Regions from separate parts of the Homo sapiens genome. Here all the other regions are linked to region 1. A link is a contact called in ENCODE Hi-C or POLR2A ChIA-PET data. All regions are on one chromosome and are shown on one strand. Each heading gives the region's core, a stretch centred on a gene start or an enhancer-like site at or near the end of the contact. The rest is flanking DNA. Distances are from core to core; before and after follow the strand shown. Region 1 holds the start of EIF2S3 (eukaryotic translation initiation factor 2 subunit gamma). Region 2 overlaps PDK3 (pyruvate dehydrogenase kinase 3). Region 3 holds the start of ACOT9 (acyl-CoA thioesterase 9).

Region 1 (4,397 bases), core at 1,098-3,597:
AATCCCAGCACTTTGGGAGGCCGAGGTGGGTGGATCACAAGGTCAAGAGAGCAAGACCATCCTGGCCAACATGGTGAAACCCCATCTCTACTAAAAATACAAAAATTAGCTGGGCGTGGTGGCGCATGCCTGTAGTCCCAGCTACTGGGGAGGCTGAGGCAAAAGAATCACTTGAACCCAGGAGGTGGAGGCTGCAGTGAGCCGAGATCGTGCCACTGCACTCCAGCCTGGCAACAGAGCGAGACTCCGTCGCAAATAAATAAATAAATAAATAAATACAATTAAAGCCAAAGCCATAACTTGCTGTAAATATCAACATAAAACCAACAGTGACTTCAATTTTTCCTCCTCCATACCCCTTCCTACTAGAAACGTGTTCTCATATAGGACTTAAGAGAAACTTCCATGTAACTAACAGCTTTACTTAAAAAATATACTCTGGGACAGACAGGGTCTCCTGCTGCTGCCCAGGCTGGAATGCAATGCCCTGATCACAGCTCACTGCAACCTCAACCACCTGGGCTTGAGCAATCCTCCGACCTCGGCCTCCTTAGTAGCTGGGACTGCAGGCATGCACCACCACGCACAGCTAATTTTTTGTATTTTTTGTAGAGATGGGGTTTGGCCACGTTGCCCAGGTGGTCTCCAACTCCTGGGCTCAAGCAATCCACCTGCCTTGGCCTCCCAAAGGGCTGGGATTACAAGCATAAGCCACTGCACCCGGCCAGAACTTTATATATTAAGGAACCTTCCAGCATTTCCAGATTAAACAGGTATGATGGGCCCTGACACAACAAAAAGGGATCTGTGAACAAACAAGGAAACAACCTAAGTTTAATTGCAACTTGTTCCGTTGATCAAATTATTGGGTCAATATATGCACAGTAATTTGCTTTAACTGGTATAGTCTTAGCATAGGTTGTTCGGAGGTTAGGTTATGCTCCAAGGTCACCTCAACCAAAATTTTTAATGCAGGGGCAGTAGTTCAAGGCCTGTAGGCTTATTTGGGCTTTGTTTGCATTAATAAATTAAAGCTCCAGACTGTAATACTGTAACTTTAATAGCCTCATGGTGGAGTCTTACTTTTTAACTAGGTTAAAAACTAGTCTTACTTTTTAACTTACTTCTGTACTTTTTAACTTACTTTCGTACAAACTGTGCTGTTTGTACAAACTCAAAATGTCCAAAATTTACACTCAGTCAACGTAACTTCTCCTCTAAAGTTCTAGGTGCCAATTAAGAAAAAAAACCTTCTATTTAATCACAGCTTGTACATCAAATAAAACTTTCATAAATTCTGCCCTTGAAATAATCCTGTGTGTCAAGTACAGCCACATTTTTCACCTCTTCCTTAAACTTCTGCTACATATGACTACATACTGCCTTATGCTATTAAACTTTTCTTATGTCTCCATTTTTTCTTCTTACCGAGTCTGTAAGCTACATGTGGGCAGCATTCTTTGTGCTCCCCCTGCACCGCAAATGTAGCAGATGCTTTATTCACAAGGACTCAGTATCTATTTCTTGAATATCTGAATCCTCATACTATTCAAGTAATCACACAAAAAGTGAGGTTAAAATTAATTGTTGGAGACCAAGGTTAGGTCTCTTAAGTTACTCTTACCTATGTTAATTGTGGCTTGTCTGCTGATAACTTCGTGTGAAAGTGGCGTCAACTTGGTAACATCCTGCAATGAAATATATTTTAAAACACTGCACGTAAAACAAATGAGAACTTTTCCTTTGACTTTACGTTTGCTATCTACATCTTGCCACCATCTGCACAGCTTTCCACTACTTCTAAAGCTCCTTTTCCCTATCAGTAACTTTGTACTCCTATGGCTGGGAAGCTGTTAAGAGCCCTTCATCATTACACAACAGACTACACCTCCACTCAACTATTAGGGGATATCTGGAAGTCAGAGATCCCCCCAATCTTGGGAACATTAGCACTAAAAGTAATGCAGACAGGACACCCCCTTCCCAGACGTTCAGAGGCTGAAACCATGACAATCAACATCAAGACTTTCCAGCCGAACCCTCCAGAAGCTAGAAGTCCCACGACCGTACACGCCTGCGCCCAGATCGTGGACTGGCCTGGGTACAGGCGGCGCGAGCATGGCTTAGGGCGCCCAGTTCCAGGTCTCCCTCCTGACCCAGGCTCCTGACCCATGCTCCCGACACTGACTAGTCCCAATACCACCGGGAGGCTCGGTCACCTCCACTCCTGAGCTCACTCTGCATCCTCCCCAAGCAAAACCTCACCAAGGTGGTGAGATCCTGACGCGAAAGATGCGGCTGCCCTAGAGTCACTCCAGCTTCTCCGCCCGCCATGTTGCCAAAAGAGGAAGGAAATCACCCCGGCTGCCGCCTGATCATCTGCAGGGGTCCTAGTGCGGGGCGGGGAAGCGGAGACGGGAAGGCCGAGTAGGGGCTCAGGATGGCCGGTGCAGCAGCGGCCTCACTGCTTGGACATCTCTCCGCTTGAATCTGCACAGTGCCTGTCGGTAGGCTGAGTGGAAAACACGGTGCGAAGTTGCTGGAGCTATTCGTCGCAGACCTGGTAGATATTTGTGCAGGCAATACTGAGGGCAGCCACCAAACCCCCGCCCCGCCGGCCCGTGCGAGGCGGGTGATGCAACCCGGCGCGCGCGCTGGCCTGGGAGAGACCATTTCCGTTTCCTGTGGAGTTTCCCGAAACCTGGGAATCAGCTAGGGTGTGGGAACAGAGAAGAGGGAGTGTCCTCCCCGCCCTTTTTTTTTTTTTTTTTTGAATACCGATTTCTGTAATTTAATAAAGCGAGATCGGCTCGGGGTCGGCGCCCACCTATGACGGGGCTCTTGGCTGGGAGAAGGCCGCGTGCTGAGCCCCGGCGGGAGGTGGGGCGGGCGCCCCCGCGCGGAAGTTTGGTGAAGGGCTCAGAGGGGCAGGGCTAGCAAAATCAAAGTCCCCAGCTTGTTCCCAGAGAGCGATTTCTAGGGCCCGGGAGGTGGGCCTTGGTGACGTTAGATTGCGTTCCCAGTGAATATAGCTAGGTGTCGTAAGAGCGTCTGAAGTTCGCTGGTTTGTGTGTGTGTGTTTTGTTTTTTTTTTTCTTAAAGAAGCAGATCCAAAAAAACCTCGATTACCGATAAATCGGTATTTTAAAATTTAAAGAATTTTGAGACCTTAACCCACTTTTCGTCGTGTTGAAAAGCAGTTGAGTGATTTGTTTTTCTCCTTGCATTTCTATACAAATTTTATCATAAACAGCTATTTCCTTTTTTGTTTGCAATAAATTTATTTCCATAAAAACTTGTTAGACAGCTATTATGCAAAAGTATAGTAAAGAGAAGTGAAAAGATAATATGAAAGCCACAATGACGAATACTGAGAAGCCAAGCTCACTTTAGAATACTTGTAAGTAGTCATCAAGTTAGCTTATTTAGGAAATAAATATTATGAGGCCGGGCGCGGTGGCTCACGCCTGTAATCCCAGCACTTTGGGAGGCTGAGGCGGGTGGATCACGAGGTCAGGAATTCGAGACCAGCCTGGCCAATATGGTGAAACTCCGTCTCTACTAAAAATACAAAAAAAAAAAAAAATTAGCCGCCCGTGGTGGCGGGCGCCTGTAGTCCCAGCTACTCCGGAGGCTGAGGCAGGAGAATGGCGTGAACCCGGAAGGCGGAGCTTGCCGTGAGCTGAGATCGCGCCAACCGCACTCCAGCCTGGGTGACAGAGCGAGACTCCGTCTCAAAATATATATATATTATAAATGAAAAAAATGAGGGAAATTAGGGAAAATGAGGGGCAATATGAGAAGTGAAGAAAGGAATTCATTAAGGTGATAATTGCTACCTCTCTTTTTTTTCCCCCCGACTTTTAAGTTCAGGGGTGCATGCGCAGGATATGCAGGTTTGTTACATAGGTAAACTGTGTGCCATGGTGGTTTGCTGCGCAGATCATCCCATCACCTAGGTATTAAGCCCAGCATCCATTAGCTGTTCTTCCTGATGCTCTCTCTCCTCCCACCCCCAGCCGTCAGACAGCCCCCAGTGTGTGTTGTTCCCCCGCATGTGTCCATGTGTTCTCACCACTCAGCTCCCACTTATAAGTGGTAACATGCGGTATTTGGTTTTCTGCTCCTGCGTTACTTTGCTGAGAATAATGGCTTTCGGCTCCATCCATGTCCCTGCAAAGGATATGATGTTGTTCCTTTTTATGGCTGCATGGTATTCCATGGTGTGTATGTACCACATTTTGTTTATCCAGTCTATCATTGATGAGCATTTGGGTTGATTCCACGTCTTTGCTATTGTGAATAGTGCTGCAGTGAGCATATGTGTGCATGTATCTTTATAACAGAATGGTTTATATTTTAGAGGCTATATACCCAGTAATGAGATTGCTTGGTCT
Region 2 (4,397 bases), core at 624-3,123, 430 kb before region 1:
AAGCATTAGATTATACCATTTCCTGATTGTGTAACAGAATAAATTTAGACAAAACCTCAGCATTGCTAATAGAGACTATATTTGCTATAAAGAATTGCACTGGGGACAATGGTATACTATGTTAAACTGAAAAGAGCGTAGGTTTAAAAGCTCAATCTTGCTTGTAATCCCAGCACTTTGAGAGGCCAAGGCGGGCAGATTACTTGAGGTCAGGAGTTCGAGACCAGCTTGGACAACATGGTGAAACCCCATTTCTACTAAAAATACAAAAAATTAGCCAGGCGTGGTGATGGGTGCCTGTTATCCCAGATACTTGGGAGGCTAAGGCAGGAGAATCACTTGAACCTGGAGGTGGAGGTTGCAGTGAGCCAAGATCACACCACGCACTCCAGCCTGGACGACAGAGGAACACTCTGTCTCCAAAAAATAAACAAACAAACAAACCTCACTCTACCTGAATTTTAACCATGGCTTTGCCCCTAACTTTGCTTAGGTAAGAGACTTAAACTATCTAAGCTTTAGACTCTTCATCCAAGAAATGGAAACACTTAATGTGGACGCTGTGAGAATTACAGCTAACCACTATTGTGTTTAGCAGAGAGTGGCACACAAATGTAAGTTCCCTTGGCCTCATAAAAAGAATAATTTCTGGTTCCCTTTGGAAGAGGTGGCCAAGATGTTATACCAAAAACTAGCTGATGACTGGCATAGTCTCTTCCTTACTTGGGGCTTCTACTTTCTCATGTGTAAAATTGGGAAGATTACAGATGATCTCTGTATTAGTTTGTTCTCATGTGGCTAGAAAGAACTACCTGAGACTGAGTAACTTATGAAGGAAAGAGGTTTAATTGACTCACAGTCCACATGGATAGGGAGGCCTCAGGAAACTTACAATCATGGCAGAGGCGAAGGGGAAGCAAGCACATCTTCACATGGTGGCAGGAGAGAGAGAGAGCAAAGGGAGAAGTGCTACACACTTTTAAACAACCAGATCTCATGAGAACTCACTCGCTATCATGAGAACAGCAAGGGGGAAATCTGCCCCCATGATCCAATCACCTCCCACCAGGCCCCACCACCAACACTGAAAATCATAACTCAACATGAGATTTGGGTGGAGACACAGAGCCAAACCACATCAGTCTCTAAGCTCAAGTTCCCACTGAATTAGTCTAAGAGGATAAGATTTTTGTTTGTCTCTCTATACAGTTATTTATCATACACTAACCTTGCCTACTAATATAAATTCTAAGAAAACTCTGGAGAGCAGTGCTAGGAGTAAACAGCCAAGGAAAAAAGGTGGAAGTCAAGAAAAAGGGGCCAGGCGCGGTGGCTCACGCCTGTAATCCCAGCACTTTGGGAGGCCGAGGCGGGCAGATCACGAGGTCAGGAGATCGAGACCACGGTGAAACCCTGTCTCTACTAAAAATACAAAAAATTAGCCGCGTGCAGTGGCGGGCGCCTGCAGTCCCAGCTACTGGGGAGGCTGAGGCAGGAGAATGGCGTGAACCCGGAAGGCGGAGCTTGCAGTGAGCCAAGATCGCGCCACTCCACTCCAGCCTGGGCGACAGAGCAAGACTTTGTCAAAAAAAAAAAAAAGAAAAAGAAAAAGAGTATGCACATTTACATTTTGTTCTTCTCTTTGTGATCTCCATCCAGAAAGCCTCCAACAACATTTTGGATAAAGGACAATTGGGTTAACACCTTACCTGTTCCCAGAAACCACCCTTATTTCAAAAACCTTTAAGGGCGAGGTAGGGACAGCAGCAAAAAGATACCACAAAATTATATGATTCATCCTTCTGACTAGCATACGTAAATTTATGTATTTGTCCCAGCTTCTCATTTATCTATGAGCTCCTCAAAGGCAATGAATATGCCTTGGCAATTTCCCAATGCTTCTTAGTTTCCATTTCATTCCAAATCCAGAACTTTCAACTAATGCTGATGGACTCCAGAATGACTTCGGTGTTAACCTTTGGCATCTCACTCACAGACTCTATCCCCTAAAGTGGTTCATAGCTCTTGGGCAAAAATTTCACCAGCTCTAACACTGTGGTTTTAACTCTGGAAGAATATTATTACACAATCGCCTGGGTAACCCAAAAGCACCAGCACCTAGACTCCTACCCGCAGCAATTGATTTAATTGGTTTATGTAGGGAGCAGGTGTCACTCATTTCAGGCGCTCCCCAGACAATTCTCATGAGCAGCCAGGACTGAGAACCATGGACTAGCATCTAATCATAGAAAATTCAATGAGGGTAAACAAATCAAAGAACTCCTCAAGCCCAGACAATGGCTATTAAGCATCCCCAATTTTTTATTTACCCATGTACTGTTGTCTTTATTTTCACCTTTGAGTTTTATTTCAGCCTCTTGGGAAACTGATCACAAACATCTTTGTACTCTGTAAGAGACTTTTCAGTGTCAGCTCTTTTTTTCCCTTTCACTTTCAGATGATCTTAAATGGGGAAGATAAAAACTAAACAAACTCGAGAAGGAAACGGCTGTGCTTCAGGATGTGGTAATGCTTGGGAGGCGGTGACAATGCACTCGATGGTCCTTTCCTCCAGTTTGTTTTGCTCACACACTGCGCCCAATCCCTCACCTACTTTCTCTGCTATAAAGAGGTGGTAAGACGATCAGGCGGGCAGACATGTGGCTCTACTACCTATTATACGTGTGAGTCATCTTCTTACCCGCTCAGAACTTCAGTTTCCTAATTGGTAAAATGGGCATGGCTGTTGTGAGAATTAGATGATATCCTGTTTTAGTTGGTAAGTACTCAGTAAGTGCTAGTCGAATCTATTGAATCTTTTTCAGGTGCCATATAAAGTCCTTTTTTTTTTGTTTGTTTTTTTTGAGACGGAGTCTCACTCCATCGCCCAAGCTGGAGTGCAGTGGCGCGACCTCGGTTCACTGCAACCTCTGCCTCCCTGGTTCAAGCGATTCTCCTGCCTCAGCCTCCTAAGTTGCTGGGATTACAGGCACGTGCCACCGCCTGGCTAATTTTTTTTTGTATTTTATTAGAGATGGGGTTTCACCATGTTTGCCAGACTGGTCTCAAACTGCTGATCTCAGGTGATCTGCCTGCCTCGGCCTCCCAAAGTGTTGGGATTATAGGTGTGAGTCACTGTGCCCAGCCAAGAGTCCATTTTAATTTCCTTCTCCAATAGCTTCACTGAAGTCAAGCTCAGGTCAAAGAAACAGGAATAGGAGTATGTAGGCCAGAGATAACACGGTAGAGAATATGTAAGGAGCTCTAACAAAAGAAGCAGTACCCTGGCCATGAAGGGCAATTTCTAGAGAACAGGAGACTCCCTGAGACAAGCAGCTTCCTCCCAGAAGAGTCTATTACAAATAAAGTGCTCACATGAGCACATCACATGACCAATGCAGGAACAGTAATACAGCAATAACCACTTTGCTTTCTATTTAACAGCAGAATCAGGAGGAGAAATTAACCAAAGTTATACAAAATCCACAGGCTGGTATTAAGAAATATCTGCTAGCAAGCTTAAGGAAACATTATACCCTACTAGGACAGATCCAAGAAAAGGTTCAGATAGAAGCCTGAGTGTTCTCTGGTCTATGAAAATGTAACAATTGTGGGAAAATATATGTAAGTTACAAATTTCAAAAGGCCCTACTGTTTTCTGGCCAGCAACACATGGCAAAATATTTAACTTCATGGTATGGGAAAATGTTAGAGAGATGATAATTTCTTCCCAACAGTGAGACTATTATATACTGACCTCCATGCCCTGGTAAGAGAGAAAGCAACACTGGTACAACTCAAATGGTTAAGGAGAATCATAGATCAAGTCCAAGAATGAAAATAAAATCACAACTGTTTAGGTGACCCTTAGGGAAATAACATACCACTGAGTTAGAACCCTAAGTATTCAATTAGAGCGAATATAAATGCTGACCTGTGCAAATGTAATAGTTTACTACAATTTTTCTGCCATTCATTATGGCAAAAGGTTTAATCTCAGAGTTAAGATGAGGCAATGACCAGGAATGGGGTTCTCCTTGAGGGATATGAAGGACATCCACCATGGGTCACAATCAAACCCAGCTCTCCCACGAAGGCAAGTATAGCGTAAACTAGCCTTCCTGCCATAAAAGCGAAATAGGCTAACTGAAGATACTTCAGTGCTAGTTTTTCCTTTGTTTGTTTGTTTGTGACAGAGTCTCATTCTATCACCCAGGCTGGAGTGCAGTGGCACGATCTCGGCTCACTGCAACCTCCACCTCCCAGGTTCAAACGATTCTCCTGCCTCAGCCTCCTGAGTAGCTGGGACTACAGATATGAGCCACCACTCCCAGCTGATTTTTTGTATTGTATTGTATTTTTTTTTAGTAGATATGGGGTTTCACCATGTTGGCCAG
Region 3 (4,397 bases), core at 1,369-3,868, 310 kb after region 1:
TAGAGACTCGTGGATGAATGCTGGGCAGGCTAGGTCTAGCAGGGGTTCCCTGAAGTTACAACTAAGGTAGGTGGGCTAAGTGATGTGATCATTTTTTTCCCTCTTTAACCTTCTAGTGGACATCTATGTGGTTGGCTGCTCCATACTCCTCTTCTTTTCTTTCTTTCTTTTTTTTTTTTTTTTTTTTTGAGATGGAGTCTCTTGCCCAGGCTGGAGTGCAGTGGCGCGATCTCAGCTCAGTGCAACCTTCGCCTCCCAGGTTCAAGCGATTCTCCTGCCTCAGCCTCCCGAGTAGCTGGGATTACAGGCGCCCACCACCACAGCCAGCTAATTTTTGTATCTTTAGTAGAGGCAGGGGTCTCACCATGTTGGCCAGCCCAGTATTGAATTCCTGACATCAGTTGATCCACTCGCCTCAGCCTCCCAAAGTTCTGGGATTACAGACGTGAGCCACCGCACCCGGCCTCGGTACTCCTTTTCTAAGAAGGTGCTCCGTATCCCCATCTGTACAGTTACTTACAGAAATAACCATGTTAGTAGATTGTGACCCAGTACCTGGCCATGAGTCTGGGTGAGGGGGTTCCTGGTAAGTCAGGGCAAGGGTTCCTTACCCTGATGCCACAGTTGGCTAGTCCAGGAGTGTGTACCTGATCCAAATTGGACCAATGAATCTCTTCTCAGAACTTTTTTGTATTTGGGCCGTAGAAATTTCAGTCAGTCTGTATGTGTGTGGCTGTGGTTGTAAGATGTAAAGTTCAGGAGCTTCTATTGCCATATGGAGAATGTCATTACATAGAGAGAAAAAAGAATGAAGCCAGTATGCAAAGGAAAGCAAAGATAAGCAATAGAGAGAAGGCATCTGCATGGCATTAAGTCCCTGGTTTCAGCTGTTCCAGCCAAAATCGATGGTGTTTATTATATTGATGAGAATGTGTCTTTATAATTTGGAAATTGACGGAAGGCGACTTGATTGCGGGAAAAACTATAAACTGTACCTACCTATTATACCATTTACAAAAAATTCTCTCTTGTACTTATTTTTTCTCCCTGAGCCTCCTATTGCTTCAAAGAAAAGTTCAAGTAAAAAGAAGAACAAAAATAGCATAATTCAATACAATATTTATTGCCCTCTGTGTTAGGTGTGGTAGAGTATAAAGAAATATGGCTGACCCAAAACCAACAAGACAATCACTGAAAAGTGACTTGTGAACAATGTGAACAATGTGACAAAAATGAAAAGACAATGTGAACAAAAATGAAGGAGAGATCCTTGTAGGCTAAAAGGGGAGTCTTCCAGATGTGAGATTGATAAAAGCAGGGAAAATTCAGTAGAAAGAGAAAGCCGAAGACCATGCTCCATGTGTAACTCATGAAGTGATTCAAAACAGAAAGCTAGCTTAATTCAAATCAATACATTTTTACTAAGTATGGGGTATTGCGAAAAAGCATATGGCCCTTGCCTTTTAGGAAATTGCCGTATTTAGAGGCAAAGCAAGACTTGCTTATATTCTCAAAAGATCCCCACTCGTTACCTTATTTCCCCTTTAAACCGCTTTACCATATTTGAGATCATGTTATTTGCTAACTTGTTTGTTGATTTGTTTTCCTTCCTTATCAAGAGGCAAGCCCCTTAAGGGCGGGGATTTTTGTCCTTTTTTCTTTTTGCAACCCCAACCTCTGCAATAGTGCCTGGCACAATGCAAACAGCTCAATAATAATTCGTTGAAAGAAATGGAGAATTAGATCGTAGGGTGAAATAATCTTAAACTCTCTGGCCTTGAATCTCTCTAGCTCGCCCAAGATATCAAACATTGGGGGTCAGGCCGAGAAGAGGAGAGGAACAATTTTTTCCTGTTAGGTCAGTGGTTTTTAGCCTTTGGTTACATTAGCATCACCTGGGGGCATCTTTAGACATCATCCCGAAGCCCAGACCGCACCCAGGACTAAACTAGAATCTCCAGCCAGTGGGTCTCAAGCATCAGTTTTTTGTTGTTTTTTTTTTGAGACATTGTCTCCTTCTGTCGCCCAAGCTGAAGTGTAGTGGTGCGATCTCGGCTCACCGCAACCTCCGCCTCCCAGGTTCAAGCGATACTCGTGCCTGTCCCCCGAGTAGCTGGGATTACAGGCGTCTGCCACCACGCCTGGCTAATTTTTGAATTTTTAGTAGAGACAGGGTTTCGCCATGTTGGCCAGGCTGGTCTTGAACTCCTGACCTCAGGTGATCTGCCCGCCTAGGCCTTCCAAAGTGCTGGAATTACAGGCGTGAGCCACCGCGCCCGGCCAAGTATCAGTATTTTGGAAAGTTGCCCAGGAGATTCCAATGTGCAGCCAAGGGGAAGAACAGACGGAGCCAAGGCGCGGGGATCAAGGATAAAGGAGACAAGCTCCACTAGGCAGAGCCGGGCCTCTTCTCGACGTCACGCCCTGGCGTTGCTGCGTGGTTCGTTTACTCAACCGAGAATAGGCCGGTCCTCGCTGTAGCAACACGACCCGCACAACTGATTGAGTGGGAAGCTCCGCAGAGGCGGACTCCAGCCTCCCGCCAATGAACGGGTAGGGTCCGCCCGGCACAGCGCGGCCACGCCCCCTGGACGCCGCGGTCCCGCCCCCGGACACCGCTGTCCGGCTCCCGGGCTGTCCTCAGCAAGGGCGCGGTCTGGTACTCGTGCGTCTTTTATCGCCTCAGTTTCCCTCCGCCGACTAGCGCGCGGGGCCCGGTTCTCCATCGCGCGCACGGCAGCCTAGCGCAATGAGGCGGGCAGCACTGCGGTAGGTGGCGGGGCGTGGAAGGGGCTGGCAGGGCGGTAGCCTGGGGTGCCATCGTCTTCCCCTAGAGCTTCGGGCTGGCCCCGGCGGAAGAAGTGGGCCACGCATGGGCATTTGGGCTCTATGATAAGGGGCGCTCGCCCACTGTACCTCCGACCGGACATAAGCCCGCCGGCCTTTGGTTGGGAGAACCTCGCCCCCACTTTGGCGACTTCTAGCACTGAGTTTGATATTAAAAGCAAAGCAGCACTTTTAAGGGAGGAAGTTGGGTGTTCCCTAAAATTCCTTTGGCCTTGCTCATCCGGGGTGTGGTTGGTAGCCGCGTCGGGGTAGCCCCTTGTCAGAAAGATAATATTTGGAGTTCTATGTTACCTCTAGCCCTTCATCTTCCTTTGGAGAACATTTTTAGGATTAAATGCTTGACCTACTTCGGCTCTTACTTAAGTTTGTTGTAACATTGGCAGAGATTACAGGGTACCTTTTGGCTCCCAGGACCCTAGGACTGTGCGTCTAGGACCCTGGTGCCAATTTGAACTTAACTTTAATGAGCCGCAAAGCCCTTATAAGAGGCTGGGTGCTTTGATTGGGCCACGTGGGTAAGGGAGGATGCCTTTTTGTATATGTAATCTTCCCAGCTGGCACAGTTAAGGCCTGAGGGCCTTAGACTCCAGAGCGTGTCTAGCTCTCCCTAATCCCTTTCACCCGAGCATGCCACCCTTTCCAAGTTTTCTGCCTGGCTGCATCCCAGGGGGCTCACACCTGCTCCAGTTTCTGAAGTTATCTCGCTGCCAGTGGGCCTGTCCCCCTGATGTGACTCATAGTGCTTTTGACTCACATTAACCCCATCAATTCTCTTGGGGGTCCTGGATATCTCTCTCTCTCTCTCTCTCCCTCTCTCTCTCTCTCTCTCTCTCACTCACTCACTGTTCCTGGGGACTTTGTTATCAGTTGTAAGGGTTCTGTCTTGTTTATAGTACTTAAAAACAAACAAAAAACCTTTGTTAAACTATTTGAAGGCAGACTGAAAGTCATTATGAGAGGGGCCACAGTTGACTTTAGCTTGCAATGTGAAAGGTCTTCTACAAAAGCTCCATGGTCTTGTTCAGGTGCTTTCTCTTATAACCCTGTGTTCCTTTCTTGAAAATTCTATTGAGGCCGGGTGTGGTGGTGCACGACTGCAGTCCCAGCGTTTTGGGATGCTGAGGTGGATGGATCACTTGAGGCCAGGAGTTCGAGACCAGCCTGGCCAACATGGTGAAACCCCGTCTCTATTAAAAATACAAAAATTAGCCGGGAGTGGTGGTGCATGTCTGTAGTCACAGCTACTTTTGGAGGCTGAGGCAGGAGAATCGCCTGAACCGGAAGGCAGAGGTTGCAGTGAGCTGAGATCGCGCCCCTGCACTCCAGCCTGGGCAACACAGTGAGATTCTGTCTCAAACAAAAAACTATTGAACCTTAAGCGGATAATCTCTTAGTGTCTAGTGAGAGGAGGAGTTCACAAATGAATATAGACTGAGATGATTAGGTTCTTTGACTGGTGGGCAACCTTTGTAGCTTCTTTTCTTTTTTAGACTTGCAAGAGGCACCTTTGTTTAGTCTCTAAATAGAGGTTATTTCCTCAGAGTGGAGGG

What was found. A loop is a pair of places that touch in the nucleus more often than their neighbours do. ChIA-PET counts read pairs that join two places held with the same protein, here RNA polymerase II (POLR2A). Pooled maps may share reads with other maps.
Region 2: a loop to region 1 is called in a map of CD4-positive, alpha-beta memory T cell, with 15 times the contacts of the local background. The contact joins the enhancer-like site here to the promoter of EIF2S3 in region 1. A Hi-C loop is called at or near these places in 1 of 168 maps with a recorded cell type or tissue (CD4-positive, alpha-beta memory T cell), 2 of 37 single-sample maps with no recorded cell type and 8 of 50 pooled maps. POLR2A ChIA-PET finds 5 or more read pairs at or near these places in 2 of 52 experiments (CD4-positive, alpha-beta T cell and HEK293).
Region 3: a map of natural killer cell shows a loop between it and region 1 (19-fold over the local background). The contact joins the promoter of ACOT9 here to the promoter of EIF2S3 in region 1. A Hi-C loop is called at or near these places in 10 of 168 maps with a recorded cell type or tissue (B cell, CD4-positive, alpha-beta memory T cell, CD8-positive, alpha-beta T cell and 7 more), 11 of 37 single-sample maps with no recorded cell type and 25 of 50 pooled maps. POLR2A ChIA-PET finds 5 or more read pairs at or near these places in 19 of 52 experiments (A549, B cell, CD4-positive, alpha-beta T cell and 14 more).

The regions. Positions count from the first base shown.
Region 1 is chrX:24,052,906-24,057,302 of GRCh38, reverse strand. EIF2S3 (eukaryotic translation initiation factor 2 subunit gamma) reads right to left here and starts at 2,347. Exons shown (of 12, transcript NM_001415.4): 1 at 2,266-2,347; 2 at 1,625-1,688. The coding sequence starts at 2,334. RefSeq lists enhancers at 2,089-2,158, 2,179-2,728 and a silencer at 2,789-2,998.
Region 2 is chrX:24,478,252-24,482,648 of GRCh38, reverse strand. The region is part of intron 1 of PDK3 (pyruvate dehydrogenase kinase 3); the gene reads right to left. Among named protein-coding and RNA genes, the nearest start is that of PDK3, 15 kb to the right of the region's middle. Within about 2 kb of position 1,873, at least 16 of the 41 ENCODE cell types and tissues checked have a DNase peak (open chromatin) inside an H3K27ac peak, as active enhancers do; they include CD4-positive, alpha-beta T cell, where a contact is called at or near this core.
Region 3 is chrX:23,741,497-23,745,893 of GRCh38, reverse strand. It overlaps ACOT9 (acyl-CoA thioesterase 9), which reads left to right and starts at 2,618. Exons shown (of 16, transcript NM_001037171.2): 1 at 2,618-2,769. The coding sequence starts at 2,750. RefSeq lists a silencer at 2,449-2,768 and an enhancer at 3,039-3,088.